2 separate regions of the Homo sapiens genome follow, and region 1 is linked to region 2. A link is a loop called in an ENCODE intact Hi-C map of the cell type or tissue named here. Cell type or tissue: GM12878. All regions are shown on one strand.

What was found. Peaks named below come from ENCODE experiments on the same cell type or tissue, not always from the same donor. Only the 100,000 strongest peaks of a DNase experiment are listed, where the experiment ranks them.
Region 1: a loop joins it to region 2, with 4 times the contacts of the local background. A loop is called at or near these places in 2 of 110 quality-filtered maps.

What each region holds. Positions count from the first base shown.
Region 1 is chr4:151,794,966-151,802,965 of GRCh38, forward strand. It overlaps LOC127898557 (a long non-coding RNA gene), which reads left to right and starts at 4,394. Exons shown (of 4, transcript NR_183042.1): 1 at 4,394-4,652; 2 at 4,937-5,059. LOC105377488 (a long non-coding RNA gene) reads left to right here and starts at 4,394. Exons shown (of 4, transcript NR_183038.1): 1 at 4,394-4,652; 2 at 4,937-5,059. In GM12878, a CTCF peak has its summit at 6,821; a DNase peak (open chromatin) is centred at 3,936.
Region 2 is chr4:151,738,814-151,746,813 of GRCh38, forward strand. All of the region lies in intron 2 of GATB (glutamyl-tRNA amidotransferase subunit B), which reads right to left. Among named protein-coding and RNA genes, the nearest start is that of GATB, 18 kb to the right of the region's middle. In GM12878, a CTCF peak has its summit at 4,565; DNase peaks (open chromatin) are centred at 4,488 and 5,938; H3K27ac peaks cover 3,409 bases.

The DNA.
Region 1 (8,000 bases), 56 kb after region 2:
GGGAGGCTGAGGGGAAGATTGCTTGAGGCCAGGAGTTTGAGACTAGCCTGGGCAATAGAGCAAGACTGTCTCTACAAAAATTTAAAAAAAAAAAAAAATTAGCCAGGCATGGTGGCATGCACCTGTAAACCTAACTACTTAGGAGGCTGAGGTAGGAGGATCACTTGAGCCCAGGAGTTTAAACCTGTAATAGTGAGCTATGATCGCACCAATACACTCCAATCTGGGTGACAGGAGAGACCCTGTCTCAAGAAGAAAGAGATCTACACAAGAGAACCTTCTAAGTCCTTGATGTTCCTTCTTAAATGGAGTTTTAGCTCATTGGGTGAGGAAAGTGTATACGTCTTATCATTATCTAGTTTGTGTCTGGTGCTAGAAAAATGTTATTGTCCCTCCAATAATTCTTTCTAACAGACCACTTTTGAATATCCTAAATTATTTTAAAGTGAAATAAAATAAAGAAACATAAAATGTAGATTTGATGCCAGATCTATCCAAGCCCATCTGTATACTTGTTTATTTTTCAAGAGGCTTCTTTCATTAGAAATTTGGACATAAACGATGAAAGCTTATTGGATTGTTTTTGGTCATGTAGTTGAAAATGGCTGTGGTGGGACAGTAGCTTTAGAGGCTTTTCAAGGGTATTATCCAGTACTTTTTCTGATCTTGTGTACATGTACCAGCCCTATTGGCTAAACATCCATAATTATTCTCTTGACTTTTCTTTGTGAATCGATATTGCTATTGAAAATAACATCCCTGAAGACAGAGCAAGGTAATATTCATTTTTTAAAAAGCTATCTTATTATGTTTACCTTGCTGTTAAGTGTATTTCTTATTTAGCCTAGAAGTGCTGTAGTGTGGCAAAATATTGTAACTTACATAATGATTGTAATTTAAAAATGAAAACCACTAGGTATCTTTTCTTCTTTGCTTTGGTTTTGCTGGCTGTATGATTGTTCTGGCTCTATCTGTAAACACACATAAAATGAATAACAGTAAATGAATTACAGAGGTATAATTCCATTGAGGGTTCTGTAAACAGCTTTTAGCCTCAAGAGCCAAGCTCTTACAATCTATATCGAATCAGAATTGCAAGACAGAATTACAGCTTTGTTACTCAAGGTTTGCTTGTTGTTAATTTTATCGAGGACATAAAAGCTAATATGAAGCATCTGTTGCATCCTTGGCCCCTTTAAGAAACCTGTATCCATGGCAGCTGATATCAGGTAGGAGGAATCCTCATAGGGTATTATAAAAGAGAGAGAGAGATGTCTTGTTCCTTGAATATCTCTTTGACACTAGATCCCTGTAGTGGGAGGGTTGGGATGAATTTCAATCTGTTCAATCAACTTGTAGTGATTGAGCTCACACCGTTGGCAGGTCCTGTTCTAGATGCTGGGGTTACAGCAGTGAACAAATGAAGCGAAATCCTTCCTGCCCTTTTGGAGTACTTATAACTACAACTAAATCAGTACATGTGACAACCCATTTCACACAAAACCAGCTAAGGAAAGATAGTTTAGGAGGGCCTTCAGGGCGGGGGTGGGAGTGTGTTCTTTTAAATAGAATGGTTAAGAAAGATTTCACTGATCAAACGGTATTTGGGCAGAGACCCCAAGGAAGCATGGGAACAGTCCTGATGCAGGTCTCTGGGGGAAGAGCCCCCAGGCACAGAGGGCAGCCTATGCAAAAACCCTGAGACAGAAGGCTTGGCGGAGGGGGCAGCAAGGCTAATGTGGCCAAAGTCAAGTGGGCGGAAAGGGAGTGATGGGGCATGAGGTCCCAGAATATTTGGGGGACTGGATCTTAGATTGGCTTTCTAGGTCAAGGGAAGGCTTTGGGATCCTCTGACAAGAATGGGAAGCCATCAGAGAGTTTCAAGCCGAGAAATTACATTTCGAGAGGATCATTTGGCTGCTTCATAGAAAACGCATAATGGGGAGGCAAGGGTTTAAATAGGAGAGTAGTTATGCTACTGTACAAATCTAGGCAATAGATTAGAGTGGCTTGGAAGAAGGTGGCAGGTGGAGGCGTTAAGGTGGATTCTACTTTTGGTTATATGCTGAAGGTAAAGCCAACAGAATTTGCTGACATATTGGATGTGGGATCACTTCACAGTCTCATTTCCCTGGAATTGCTACAAGGTACACAAAGATCTTTGAGATTTCTCCTCCCACCTGCTTTGGCCTTGATGATAGGTGCTCAAATATTGGTCATATTTGGGGTTTGCATCTTCCTTTGCTTGTTTTTGCCCTGGGCACATATATAGCATTTGCCAGGGCACGAGAACATGATTCTGCTGCCAATTCTGTTTTCTGAAACTGAACTTTGTGCTGCCACTGCAGGGCGTTCCCACTAAAGCTCAGCAGTTCTCCTGGATACAAGAACAACAAACATTTCCATTCTTCCATACACCATCACCTCTTTGCATTCATTATTCCTCCACCATCATCTTAGATGTCTCTTTCCTTCAAACTCTGCCCAAGCCTGAACTGCTTCGTGTTTAGACTGATGCAATCTTCATCCTGGTTTTTTTTTTTTTTCATGCTTCCAGAAAGCTAGCAGCTAGTAGCAAAAATTATCCTTATCCATCTTTGTTTTTATCATCTCAGATAAGTACAAAATCCCTTTCAGTTTTCTGTCTAGGCTTCCAATTCACTCTCCTTCCACTGTACCTCCCTCCTCCCCACCAAATTTAAGTTGATTAGCACATATTCTCATCCTTATTATTTTCATCTTCAGCACATATTTATATAATTTTGGATTCACTCTGGCAAACCACTTTGAGAACTGTGAGCAAATAAAGCAAGCATAGGGTCTGAACTGGGGAGAGGTTTTTCTTTTTTTCCATTGTCTGGTCAATCCTGCCTAGTACAAGAGAACTGAACACAGTAAGCTTTACTGTAATAGCAAACAGCACTAGGAGGGGTAACTCTTTACCCTGCAAATCTTCATTTTTTCCTTAGTGCAAAATAATTGTCATGTTCATCATTTATGCAACCTATCAAATATTTCTGGCTGTGTGCCTTCTGATGCACAAAAGAGGATTGTACTTCTTGGCCCCTTTTTGGTTGGATGAAGTCATGTGATGAATTCTGGCCAATGACTTGTGAGTGGAAGTAATACAATTTCTCAGCCAGTGCATTTAATTGCCAGAATAAGAATCTAGTTCCTTTCCTCTCTTGGGGATGTTGGTGGTGACTTCTAAGATGGTGATCTGGATCACTGATGGTGGCCTGGGTTACTGAGTTACTCTGGGGAGCAGATTCTTTTGACAACCTGTGGTGGATATGCAATATGAATGAGAAACCCTCATTTTTGCCACTGATATTTTAGGGTTGTTTATCACTGCAGCATAACCTAGCCTATCCTGGCTGATATATTCAGGTCATCTCATTCTGTGATAATTACTTGAGTTTTCAATCCTGTTAAATTGAGAACAGGACCTCAGGCAAATAAGGATTTGGATGGATGTAAAGGACTAACTTAAGTTAGATGCCAGAATGGTCTATTCTGGTCATGGGAGGCCTAAGGATGATGGTACTAGAAAGGGGGAAAGGGTTGCAAATGGAAGAAGTAGAAGGACCCTGAAGGCAAAATGAAAAAATAGCTGGAGTTTATCTAAGATTGGTACTGTGGTCTCATACAACTTCTCCATAGTGACAGAAAAGAGATTTAGTAATCTCTAACACTTGGCCTAATCCTAGATGCCTCCCAGCTGGGGGTCGCATTTGGTCAGGAAGGAACTTCCATGGTGACAAGAAGACAAGGCCAGAGGTACCACTTTGGAGGTTTCATAACCTCCAAAGGGGATAGATAACATGACTCATTTTCCCAGCTCTATTGTGGTTATTCAAATAAGTGACCATAGTCAATGTCTGTGAGCAGCTGCTGCAAGGTCAGGAGAACTCACCAAGACCTGATGCTGTTTCAGTATCACAGCATGTCAAAGGAATGATTTCTAGCTTCCTGTAGACACCATTAGCTAAATTGCAGTATCTGCTTCTCTTATCGTCTTTGCCAGGGTCATTGTTTCTTGCACTGAACCTCGGAGGAAGGATGAGGAGAGAGGTAGGTGCCTTCTGCCTCCCTCTCCTTTGGTATGAAGCCTGCTGGAAAAGAAGCCTGCTGTTTAGAAAGTTGCTTTGTTTCTAATTGGCATGAGGAGGCTTGAGAGAACCTCTACTTTTTGCTTGTGTTATGATTTTGTGACAGTGGGAAGTCAATCTTAGAGCATTTACAGCTCTCCCGAGCTGTCAGTAACTCAGAGACTTCAACTCCGATCAAAACCTATGACTAAAAAAAATTACCATAATCCAGTGACAGGCATGAAGAGAAAGCCATAATAATACTGATAACAATGTGCCAGTTAAGAGGCTATTATATTTAGTGCCTTACTTCAGCACAGAGAAATCGTCTCAGAGTTGCCATTGATATAACCAGTGCCTTGTTAACAGATGTGACCTGATCTTTGCAGGGCCTGTCTCAGATACTTACCTGTATATACCTGTGGGAGGAAGAAGAAAAAGGTGTGTCCACCTAGAATAATTTGTTTGCTGGAAGTTCTGTTGTTGGCAGAAAATGGAAGCTACAAACTAGTGTGGTTATCAGCAGGGAATGGGATCAAAGTTTCAGTCCAACAAGTCCAGGTAATTGCCCGAACCACACTGAAAACTCTCTTCAGGGTCCTCTAAAACACTCTATGTTGTATCTTTTGCACCAGAGCTGTCCTCTCCACGGTCATCCAGGAAACTTCTTTGCCACTCTACCTTGACTTTGGACACTGAGTAGTAATACCACATACTCTGATCTCATTTTCTTGGGGCCTCTGTAGGGGACTCCAGCTGTTTGATAAGCCCATTTGAGTTAAGTTGTTAATGCAGCTAATGGTGTAAGGTGTGCCCTTCTGACTCATCTATTTGCATCTTAACAGGCAACTTTCAGCTTGAAGGCCAAGGTGTTACTACTTAGAATTTAGGGCACAGAAGGCTGGTGTGTGTCGGCAGTGATATTTGGGAGAATGAGTCTGTTTGGGAGACACTTTAGGTCATACCAGGTAAGTAGCATATTCCTTTGCCTATAGATATAGGGGGAGTGATACAGCTTTCTATTTGCATTCTGGGACTCTGTGAATCTCTTCAGTTCTTTAGAATCAGTTAAAATGCCACCTCTTCCAGACACCCTTCCTTTGTGGAAATGGGATGCATTGCTTACTGGCCTCCCCTCTGAACTTACTGTACACAGCTACAGTACACATAATCTGAATATACTTGGAGGAGTGCACATACAACTGTTATTTAAGCAATATAGGCAGTCATGTGTCATAATTCTGTATGACTGAATAACAATAGTTACTCCACCACCAGGCTAGTGAGCCCTTTTGAGAAACCGAGTTCTCTTTTGGAATAGAGATTTCAAGTCTAAGGGGCCTCTCTATTTACCAACTATAGATATTAAACTGTATTAAAGATGATTAATACAGTTATAGGTTGGGAGTAAATTAGCTATACCACCTTTTATCATCCCCACAAGGAAAAGGGTCAGACCTTTGACATATAATACAATCCTTGCAACCTCTGTTTTATAGAATCATACTTGTATTTCTTTTTTGGCTATCTATTTTCTGTGTAACAAACCATCCCAAAACTTAGTGACCTAAAACAATAACCAGTTTATTTGCTCATGATTCTGCAATTAGAGCTGAGCTCAACTTGGTGGTTCTTTTGCTGGCCTTGCCAATGGTCACTCATATGACGGCATTTAGCTAGCTGTACAGCTGTGGCCTAGGCTCAGCGGGAATGCTGGCATGGCTGGACCTCACTCTCTCTCTCTCTTTCTCTCTCTCTCTCGTCTTGAGAACTCAGGGGCCTGGACTTCTCCAAATGATCTCTCCAGCAGAGAGGCTGGACATCTTCTATAGCACCTCAGGGCTCCTAAGAACGCGGAAGTAGGAGTTGCCAGGTCTTATTAAGACTGAGTCCTGAAACAGGTGCAGCATCACTTCCACTGCACTCTCTTGGTTAAAGCAAGTCACATACCCAACCCAGAGTGGAGTACATGAGGTCCTGACTTCCAGGAGGTGTGTACACCAGGAGGGGTGTTTCACTGGGGGCCATCAATGTAATGAACTGTCATAGCAAGTGAGGCAGAGCATTGATTCTAGCAATTCTTTTAGAGACTCTGAGACCCTTGGAGACAGAACTGTAGAGATCATCTAGCCCAACTCATTGAGGAAACGGAGGTCCTGATGACTACTGTCCACAGGGGCCGTGTGGATGCTCTGGGTTTTCGCTTAAAGAAGTGACAAGTTAAGGAACCATATATATTTTGTAGAGAAAAAGGTCTTGAAATGGTAGTGGCCAATTTTCAAAAATTTCAAATACATAGCATATCCCAGAGAATGAGGATATGCTATATTTTTAGACAAAGTATGCTAAGTCACTACTGATCAAACAATCACTGGAATGACTTGACAAGAGGAACAGAGTGCCACTTATCTGAATTCTCAGCCAAATGGGAGGATGTTTCTTTTCCTTTATAGGCTTATTGTTAAAAGGTGTTTTGTACAACCGAATAATTTCCCTCTAAAGAAATAAAAGAAATCCTGGGAACCAGTAAGATTCATGACTCCTGCAAAATCCTAAATTTCCCTCAATAATTTCCCTTTTCTAAAAAGAAAAAAAAGTCGCTGGATGACCAAGATTGTTCTAAATTCCTGGGTTGGTATTTAGGCTCACGGAGTAGTTTCTTCAGTTGAGGTTTCTGAGCATCTTCTCAGGAAGATGGCGCTGCCTCAGACTTTCCCAGCACAGTGCCCCTAGTGGCAGAAGAGAAGGTTGCGTGCTGCTGGGCTCTAGCTCTAAATGTACCTGAAAATACTTTTTCTTGAATTCTCCTCTTAATCTTTAAAATTTATGTTAACCTTTCCTTCTGCTCTATGATATATTCATAATTGTTTTAAAATAAAATATAATGTTTTAGATTATTCATCACTTACGGGGATAGTCAAGGCTATCCCCGTTTCCCCCTCCCCTCCCCTCCCCTCCGTCTAATTACTGGACATCTTTGAAACACTTGACAAAATCAATTATTTTTTAAATTTTAGATTAAATTATTTTCGGCAAACGTTTTAAGTCCCTCCCCTTTGACCTCCGTGGGACGAATATACAGTCATATACTACATAACAACCTTTCTGTCAACAACAGACCACATATAGAATGGTGGTCCCATAAGATTATAATGAAGCTAAAACATTCCCACCACCTACAGAGGTTGTAGCCGTGGGAAAGTCGTAGCACAATGCATTACTCACGTGTTTGTGGTGATGCTAGTGTAAACAAACCTGCTGTGCTGCCAGCCACATGAAAGTCTAGCATATGCAATTATGTACAGTATGTAAAACTTGATCATAATAATAAACTATGTTACTGGTTTATATATTTACTACACTATACTTTTAATCGTTATTTTAGGGTATACTCCTCCTACTTAGAAAAAAGTTAGCTACAAAATAGCCTCAGGCAGTTACTTCAGGAGCTATTCTAGAAGAAGGCATTGTTAGCATGGGTGATGACAGTTCCATGCTGCCCCTGAAGACCTGCCAGTGGGACAAGATGTGGAGGTGGAAGACAGTGAGATTCATTGTCCTTACTCTGTGTAGGCCTAAGCTAGTCTGTGTTTGTATCTTAGTTTTTAACAAAAAAGTTTAAAATGTAAAGAAAATACATAATTTTAAAAATAGAAAAATGCTTTTAAAATAGTATATAAAGAAAATATATTTCTCAGACATTGGTACAATGTGTTTGTGTTTTAAGTGTTATTACAAAAGAGACAAAAAGCTTTTAACAATTTTAAAATGTATAAAGTAAAATAGTTACAGTAAGCTGAGGTTAATTTATTATTGAAGGCTGTAAGTTAATTTATTATTTTCTAGATAAATGTAATGTAGCTTACGTCTACAGAGTTTATAAAGATTACAGTAGTGTGCAGTAATGTC
Region 2 (8,000 bases):
AATTAGCAAGTATTGCAGCAGCGAGTGTAATCTGGTGCTTATACTAAGAATAGGGACCAGGCAATTCTCACTTCTATTTTTAGCTGGGTTCATGACCTCTTTGTGTCCTTGGATAAGTCAGTAAGACCATCAGTTTCCTCTCCTATCAACTGGGGTTGGAGCCCCTGACCTTGCTCATTGGGATGGCCTATGAGTTGGCAAATATCACTGAAAATTCAAAATGCTATTGACAATCACATATTATTGCCTGTCTGCATTTCCTAAGAAAGCTGCAAAGCATGACAAAGACCCTTGATTGATTACGCTTCTTGCTTCTATAATTGTAAAAGGAGATACGTGCATAAAAATTTAGAATAGAATATTTTAAGGCTCCCAGAAGCACTAATGCCTTTTGATTCCCAGTTATTCTCCCTGCCTCAGCTCCAGTCCTTATTATAATGATGTACCCAGTGGTGAAAGGCTGGGGAACACAAAGGCTCACTAGCAAGAATCCTCTGCCATGAGGAACAGAATGCTCTTCAGAGGAGCCCAGCCTGACTACCTACCCATGCCAGAATCACCAAGCCTACGTTTGTCATCTCTGGTATGCCAATGGCAAAATGACCTCCTAACTTTGCCAAGATTTTTAAAAGAGCTGAGGAAAAAAACTCCCCAAGATGCCGCAGCGTAGAAAATAGCCAACTCTCCCCACAATGTTACATGTGAAGCCGCAAACACACATAAAAATGGCCAAGAGAGGCCAAGCCAATGGCCTCAGATGACAAGTGCATCTACTTGCAGTATAAACAAAGAATTCCGCAAGACTCACCCAAAAACAGCTTCTCACATCTATGCCCAGACATGATGTGACACTGGCTTCATGCTTTTGAGGGCACAATTTGGGCAACGGTCATTCCCCTGCCCCTAGGTTTCCATGTGACAGGACTTTGCTTTCTACTCTGTATTCTCTTGTCCCCAAAAGAGTGACTTTTGTGACAAGTGACTTTGGGAAATGGAACCACATGAGTGGGTTGGCCCCATGGCTGAGCATTCCTATAGAAGCTTATAGTATAAATTATCAGGAGAAAGCCTGCATGAGTTCTTCCTAATCAACATGCCCACAATGATGGGACAGTCAGCTCTACTCTGGCGACATGATAAGCTTTCTGCAGAAGCAAGTTCGTCCTCTACAAGTGAAAAGCCTGCAGTTTTGGAAAGCTGAGTTCAACAGAGGCAGCAAGTACTAAAAAGCATATGGCTAAACATCACGTTGCATTTTTCAATCAAGCTATTATCTGTAATAAAGCTGGTATGTTCATTTCCATCTGTCTGACTTCTGTGCTGATTTCTCAGTTGGTTCTGACTCAAGACAGGAAGCGAGTATTATTTTTATTGACCCACTAAAACTACACAATATCTTCCTAGAAACTCTTTCCTAGTACAGTCGTGCATCACTTACCAATGGAGATATGTTCTGAGAAATGCCTTGTTAGGAGACTTTGCTGTTGCATGAACATCGTAAGAGTGTACTCATACAAACCTGGATGGGACAGCCCTCTACACACCTAGGCTACAGGGTATAGCCTATGGCTCCTACGCTACTAACCTGTACAGCATGTTATGTACTGAATACTGTAGGCAACTGTAACACAACAGTAAGTATTTGTGTATCTAAACATATTGTCATGTATTATGCCATGATGACAAGATGGCTATGACATCACCAGGCCATAGGAATTTTTCAGCTCCACTGTAATTTTATGGGACCACCATCATATATGTAGTCTGTTGTTACCAAAATGTCATTATGCAGTACATGATGTACTCATAAAAACCATCTAGCAATCCCCGCAGCATCACCGATGATGCCACAAAGCAGAAGAAACCCAAGAGGGCAGCTGCCATGGCCAGGCATGTATTGCCTTTGCAGGAAGAGCTTTGCCAGGCCTGCCGTAATTTGTTAAGTTCGGGAACTGTCCATGGAAGAAAAATGAATGGTACCCAGCTGCATGATTTCAGGCTGCGTTTTTATTATAGGCTTCTAGTATAAATCACCAGAACAAAGCCTGTATGAACTACTCGAATGGCAGAGACAAAAATAGTGTCACAGAACACTGTTAGGTTTTTTTTTTGGACTACTACATATTTATATCACCAAAAGACTCCTAAGCTTTTGTACTCTCAGGCATCTTTGGTAATGTGTTCATACTTTATTTTCTGCACACTCCTACCTCTCTTTCCAGTACAGGAGTGCCCCCTTATCCATGAGGGATAGGTTCCAAGACCCCTGGGGGATGCCTGAGACCTCGGATGGTACCAAGTCCGATATAGACTATTTTTTTTCCTATCCATAGGTATGTATGATGAAGTTTAATTTATAAATTATGCACAGCAAGAGATTAACAACAATAATAAAAAAGAACAATATACTGTAATCAAAGTTATATGAATGTGGTCTCTCTCAAAATATCTTATTCTCCTGTACTGAGGGTAACTGAAACTACACAAAGGGAAACTACAGATAAGGGAGTACTATTGTATTACAGATTTTTGGTTGCAGTAGTGTACAAAATTCATTTTGAACAGTTAATAATTCTAAGTATAACACTGCCTTCTCTAATAAGGGCTTATTATTTTGCTCCATATCTCATCCATGTGCATATTTTTGAGGGAAAACAAACCAATAAAAGGATGTGGAAATGGGAGAAAAGGCTTTCCCAAACAATACTGGCAGTTTCTTGCTCAGGAATGAATTTGTGGGGAGATGAGCAAGCTGCCTGGAGACTTCCATTACTAGGAAAGGAACATCAAGCTCCTAAGAAACACTGCTGAGTCAGGGAGATGCTCTGCAGACCCAGAAGATTCACCCAGGGGGAGGCCAGACGAGGTCCCTCAGGTTCGCCAAGGCTCAGGTGGAGAGGAAAGCGAACTCTCAATTTCCTCATTGATTTCTCCCACTAGAGCCAGCTGCTCCTGTCAACACCATCATATTGCTTTTTGTTGTTCTTTAGGAGGAGTGAGATGGCATCATCATTTCTACACAAAGGTTAAGGGAATCATTTTATTAAGGATGAAGCTTTTTTTGGGAAAATGATCATCTTTAAAGGCAATAAGTGAGAGAGTGCATCCTTGCACATCTAGCGGGAATTTGGAAAGAGCTCAGTCACCTGATCTGTGTCTGTGATGAGAGGACAGATAAAAGGTACTGGGATGTGCACCAACCTTGGCCCTAACTAGTGTGAACTGCAATACATACACAACAACACAGAAGAATTACAATGGGAAGGGAGGGATATGGTTTTTTTTTTTTTTTTGAGACGGAGTCTTGCTCTTTCGCCCAGGCCGGAGTGCAGTGGCGCTATCTCGGCTCACTGCAAGCTCTGCATCCCCGGTCCATGCCATTCTTCTGCCTCAGCCTCCTGAGTAGCTGGGACTACAGGCGCCCGCCATCGCACCCGGCTAATTTCTTGTATTTTTAGTAGAGACGGCATTTCACCGTGTTAACCAGGATGGTCTCGATCTCCTGACCTCGTGATCCGCCTGCCTTGGCCTCCCAAAGTGCTGGGATTACAGGCGTGAGCCACCGCACCCGGCTGGGAGGGATATCTTAATGGGACAGGGCAAGGGGGCCAGAGAAAGGTTAAAGGTGCCTTCCCTGCTCCATTCTGAGTCACCCATATTCACAGCCTTTGTTTCATCCCCTCCCTTCTATAAGGTTTCAACCTTAATAAAGTTTCAGCCAGATTATAGATTTTGGTGGGTGGCAATGGGACAGGGGGTATGGGAGTCTGCCCTAAGAATTGATAGTCTGCTCTCAGACAGGCTTGGGGTCAGATGTACTAACTCTGTGGTCCAGAAGCCCCCAAGCTAAGAGGTAAATATGGAAAATGGCCCTGGCTTAGACCTGGAGCATCAGGCAAAAGCCAATGCAAAAGTGCTTTAAAGAGATGCACTCTCAACAAGATCCCACAAATAAAGCCCTGTCAGATATGGCTTCATAATAAAAAAATTACAAAATACACCAGAGAATCATCTACTGCCAGCCAGAATCAGCAGTCAAGCAAAAAGCATAATAAGATCACCCAAGAACTTCAGGTAATGGAATTACTGAATACAGACTATAAAATAAGTAGCTGTAAAATTATGAAAGAAATAAAGAACTGAATACATGAAAAAGGAACAAGTTATTTTCAAAAGGCTAGAGAAATTTAAAAGAGAAAAACAGAATTTCTGTAATTGAAAGATCTAGTGAACTAAAAACCTCAATGGATATGTAAAAGAGTGAATATTATAAAGAAAATTAGTGAACTAGAAGTCAGTGTAGAGAAAACTGGCCAGAATGAAGCCTAGAGAAAAGATCCTAAAAGAATTTTCCCATGACCGCTATTTGCATCGTGATCAACATACAGCTAAGAGCTGCCCATAGACAGGCCTGCTTTCTTCATGGTGAGTCTGGGGAAATCCGATGCACAGGGCCCTGAATTGGAGGCTAATTAGGTGAGATTTCCTTTATCCATTTCTTCTTCTGACTCAACATTCTTGTCTTTGCTCTCTCCCTAGGTTTAGATCTCACACCTAGAGGGCATCATAACACATGGTGCATACAACCAGCATCAGTGCTGTGTAGTCAGTGCCTCTGTATGTGTATAAGCATGTGGACATACATCTATAAACATATTACACACACATCTGTTAATGAGATTAATGTTTTTGGATGTATACTCATATATACATATCTGTAAAATAATAGCCACCTACATAAATCTGACTTCCAGCAACTTCAACTATAGTGGAACAGGTTGAGAGCTAATCACTGAACTGGAAGTGAGAAACTTTGGTTCTAATCTGAATGGAATGTTAAGAAATTGTGTGACCATGGGTAAGTCCCAACAGCAGTTCTCTCATCTGTAAATTAAAAGGACTGAACTGAATGATTTTCAGGACCTCTTCCTATTCTATTGTCACATGGTGATGCTAAATAGCTTTCATAGCATCCATGTACTTTCTTTTGTAGGACAGGTTTCTACTCAGAGCTTTGTTCTTATTTATATTTACAAAAGTGATAATCTGACTTTGTGAACTAATCAGAAATAATCATTGAGAAGTGAAAAATGAGCAAGAAGGGATTCCTAGAGCCAAATATACTGACAGCAGCTTTAAAAACCCAGTGAGGAACACATAACCATAAAAGCAGGGAAAAACACTGTAATATGAAACCTAAAAACAATGGCTATCTTTAGCCATTTACTGTAGGATCAAAAAGCTTTACACACCTCAATAGACCTTGAAGCCACCATTATAACACTGAGCAATAACTGATGTTGCTGATAAGCTTGGGTAATCAAGAAAAGGTTGTCTTATGTTCAGCCAGGACAAGAGACCCATAAAGAAGTTTAAAAAATAGCTAAAGGGTTTTAGACAGGAAAATCCTTTTATATGGATGCCTCGTGTGTGTACGCACGTGTATGTACGTGTATGCAAGTATATAGGGAAATATTTACAAGGGGTGCTATACACATGTTCTATGCAAGGTACTGTCAAGTAGCCCAAGAAAGATCCATGAATTGCTCTTTAGAAGCGTATAATCAAACACAGAAATCCTTATAAACAACATACATAAAACATAAAAAGATGTTCAGTCAACTGTATGAAACAAATACATATTGATAGAAAGTAGAGGCCAGGCATGGTGGCTCATGCCTATAATCCCACTTTGCGAGGTGGAGGCAGGAGGACTCCTTGAACCCAGGAGTTAGAAACTAGCCTGAGCAACATGGTGGGGCCCTGTCTCTAAAAAAAATAAAAATAAAAATAGTAGAAGCATTATTATTAATATGGTTAGGTTTCAGGTGGGGAATATTGCATGCAAAGCTGGTAGAGAGGTAGGGAAGTGAAAATTGCTGTGAAGAGAGAGGCTTTCAAGAACCCACTGAAAGTTAGAAAAAGATCTATGGCAGGGAAGGAGTCAAATGCTTCCCACAGGGAGGGAGGTGAGATCATGCTGCCTCCTGAACATGAAAGTCATCATTGTCATGAGTCACTGAGTTCATGGGAGACATCCGGTTAACTAAGTTATAAGGCAGGTTTAGACCATCAGCAGAGTAAAAGCTGAAAAGGAACATTCCACATTTGTGGGTATGAGCTCACAGACACATACCTCCTTTAGGGTGACAAGGGTCACTATACAAAACACCTAATCCCTGCAACACCTCACTCTCAAAAGCATGGAGGATAACTATAGAAGTGATTTGCAGAGTGACTGGCAAGAAGCAAGTCTGAGTATACAACATAATTATAAATCTTTCAGATTACATTAAAGCAAATCATTGAAATGGAAAGAAATTTCATAGAAAATGGTCACATTTTGTCTTCTTAAATAGCTAAACATCATCTAAGTGTGAATGGACGGAGAGATAAATGTAGATCTGATTATAAATGTACGTATTTAAAGACTTTTCCCTAATGATGCTATCTTCAATTTCTGTTTCATTTCTACATTTTGAGTTAAAAACAACTTTTATAATTATGTTTAGAATTAAGAGCCAGAAAAGCATTTCAGAAAGCCTGATGCTCCCTAGACTAGTCAAGGGTTTCTAAATCTAGCAGGTTCTTCAAAACAAAAGTTATCACCAATATCTTCTATGTTCAGAGTCGGAATGCTGCAGATTTACCTAGCTTGAACGAAATCTGTCATAAGGAATCTAAAAAATAAATTAATTCCAAAGTACTTTAGAAAAGCGTTCACATCACTATTTCTTCAGGGAGGCAAGACCCCTTCTGCTGCAATGTGCATACATATGTTCCAGAAGGAATCTCTAGCAGAAAGCACAGCATTTGCATTGTTTGTTAGTTCCCAGAGGGCAGGCATCACATCATATTTATTCACATCATATTTCTTCCCCTCTTCATTCCCCTTATTCTGGCTAATAATAGTATGCACTCTTGTGAATAAAAGAAAGTTTTGTAAAATGTAGTAAACAACATTCCTGTTTTCATTCCATAGCTTCCAGGGCCAATTCTAAATACCTTTGATATGGAAAGCCCTGAATGCTTTTTTAAACAGGCTGATCCTGAGAAAAGAGGAGAATATTCTTGCATACATGTGTGAAAAACAGCTTTTATGGTCTTTTCCCCAGTTCTGGAGACAAGAGGCATTCACAGTTGCTAGGGAGTTCTATGTTACATACAGATAAGAGCTTTCAGACAAGCAAAACAAGAGCAGAGCTTCTCATTTCTTATTAAATGAATTGTAGTGCAGCCTGATTATCAGGAGTTATCTACTGTGCCACACTGAGCATTCCTACCAGCCAGCTACGGCAGAGGCAACGGTGTCCTCTCCCCTTTCCCCTGCGTGGGAACTGACACCAGGAGAGGGCAAGCATTTCCGATGACAAAAAGTGAGTGTGTGTGTATGTGTAAACATGGGTTTGCACATGCATAAATTTCAAACAAACTTGATTCTTTGCTGAAATCTCACCATTACTGGAAATATTACTTGGCCAATTATGAAACAGACTTGTAAAGCCCATGACATTTTACCAAACAAATATATTTTCTTTCTTATTTTTCTTCCCATTTCACAACCATATACAAAGTATTACAAGTAGAAAAATTGGAATGGTATTGTTAAATAGGAAATAACTAACTTTAAGCAAACAACCTAAGATCCTGTCTATAGATCTATAGGTGAATAATTACTTAATAAATTAAGGAAGACTTGGCACCACAGTAAAGAGATTTTACTAGGTCCAAATAATGAGTGAAGCTGAATCCCTACTAATAAAAACAAAGAATGCTGTCCTTAGTGTAGCTGTAATCCTGCCTATAAGCAGTGAAATGGGCTGGCTGACCTTTTCATCCTCAAGATTTATGATGGGCTTCCATAAAATCCTAAAACTGAGGGAAAATAAGAAAATAAAAAGATCCTAAAAAACATTCAGAATAAGGGTTACTAATCAGAACGGGGAGGGGGTTGGTCAAGACAGCAGGTGTGCTCCAGACATGCTGGGGAACAGGGAGAT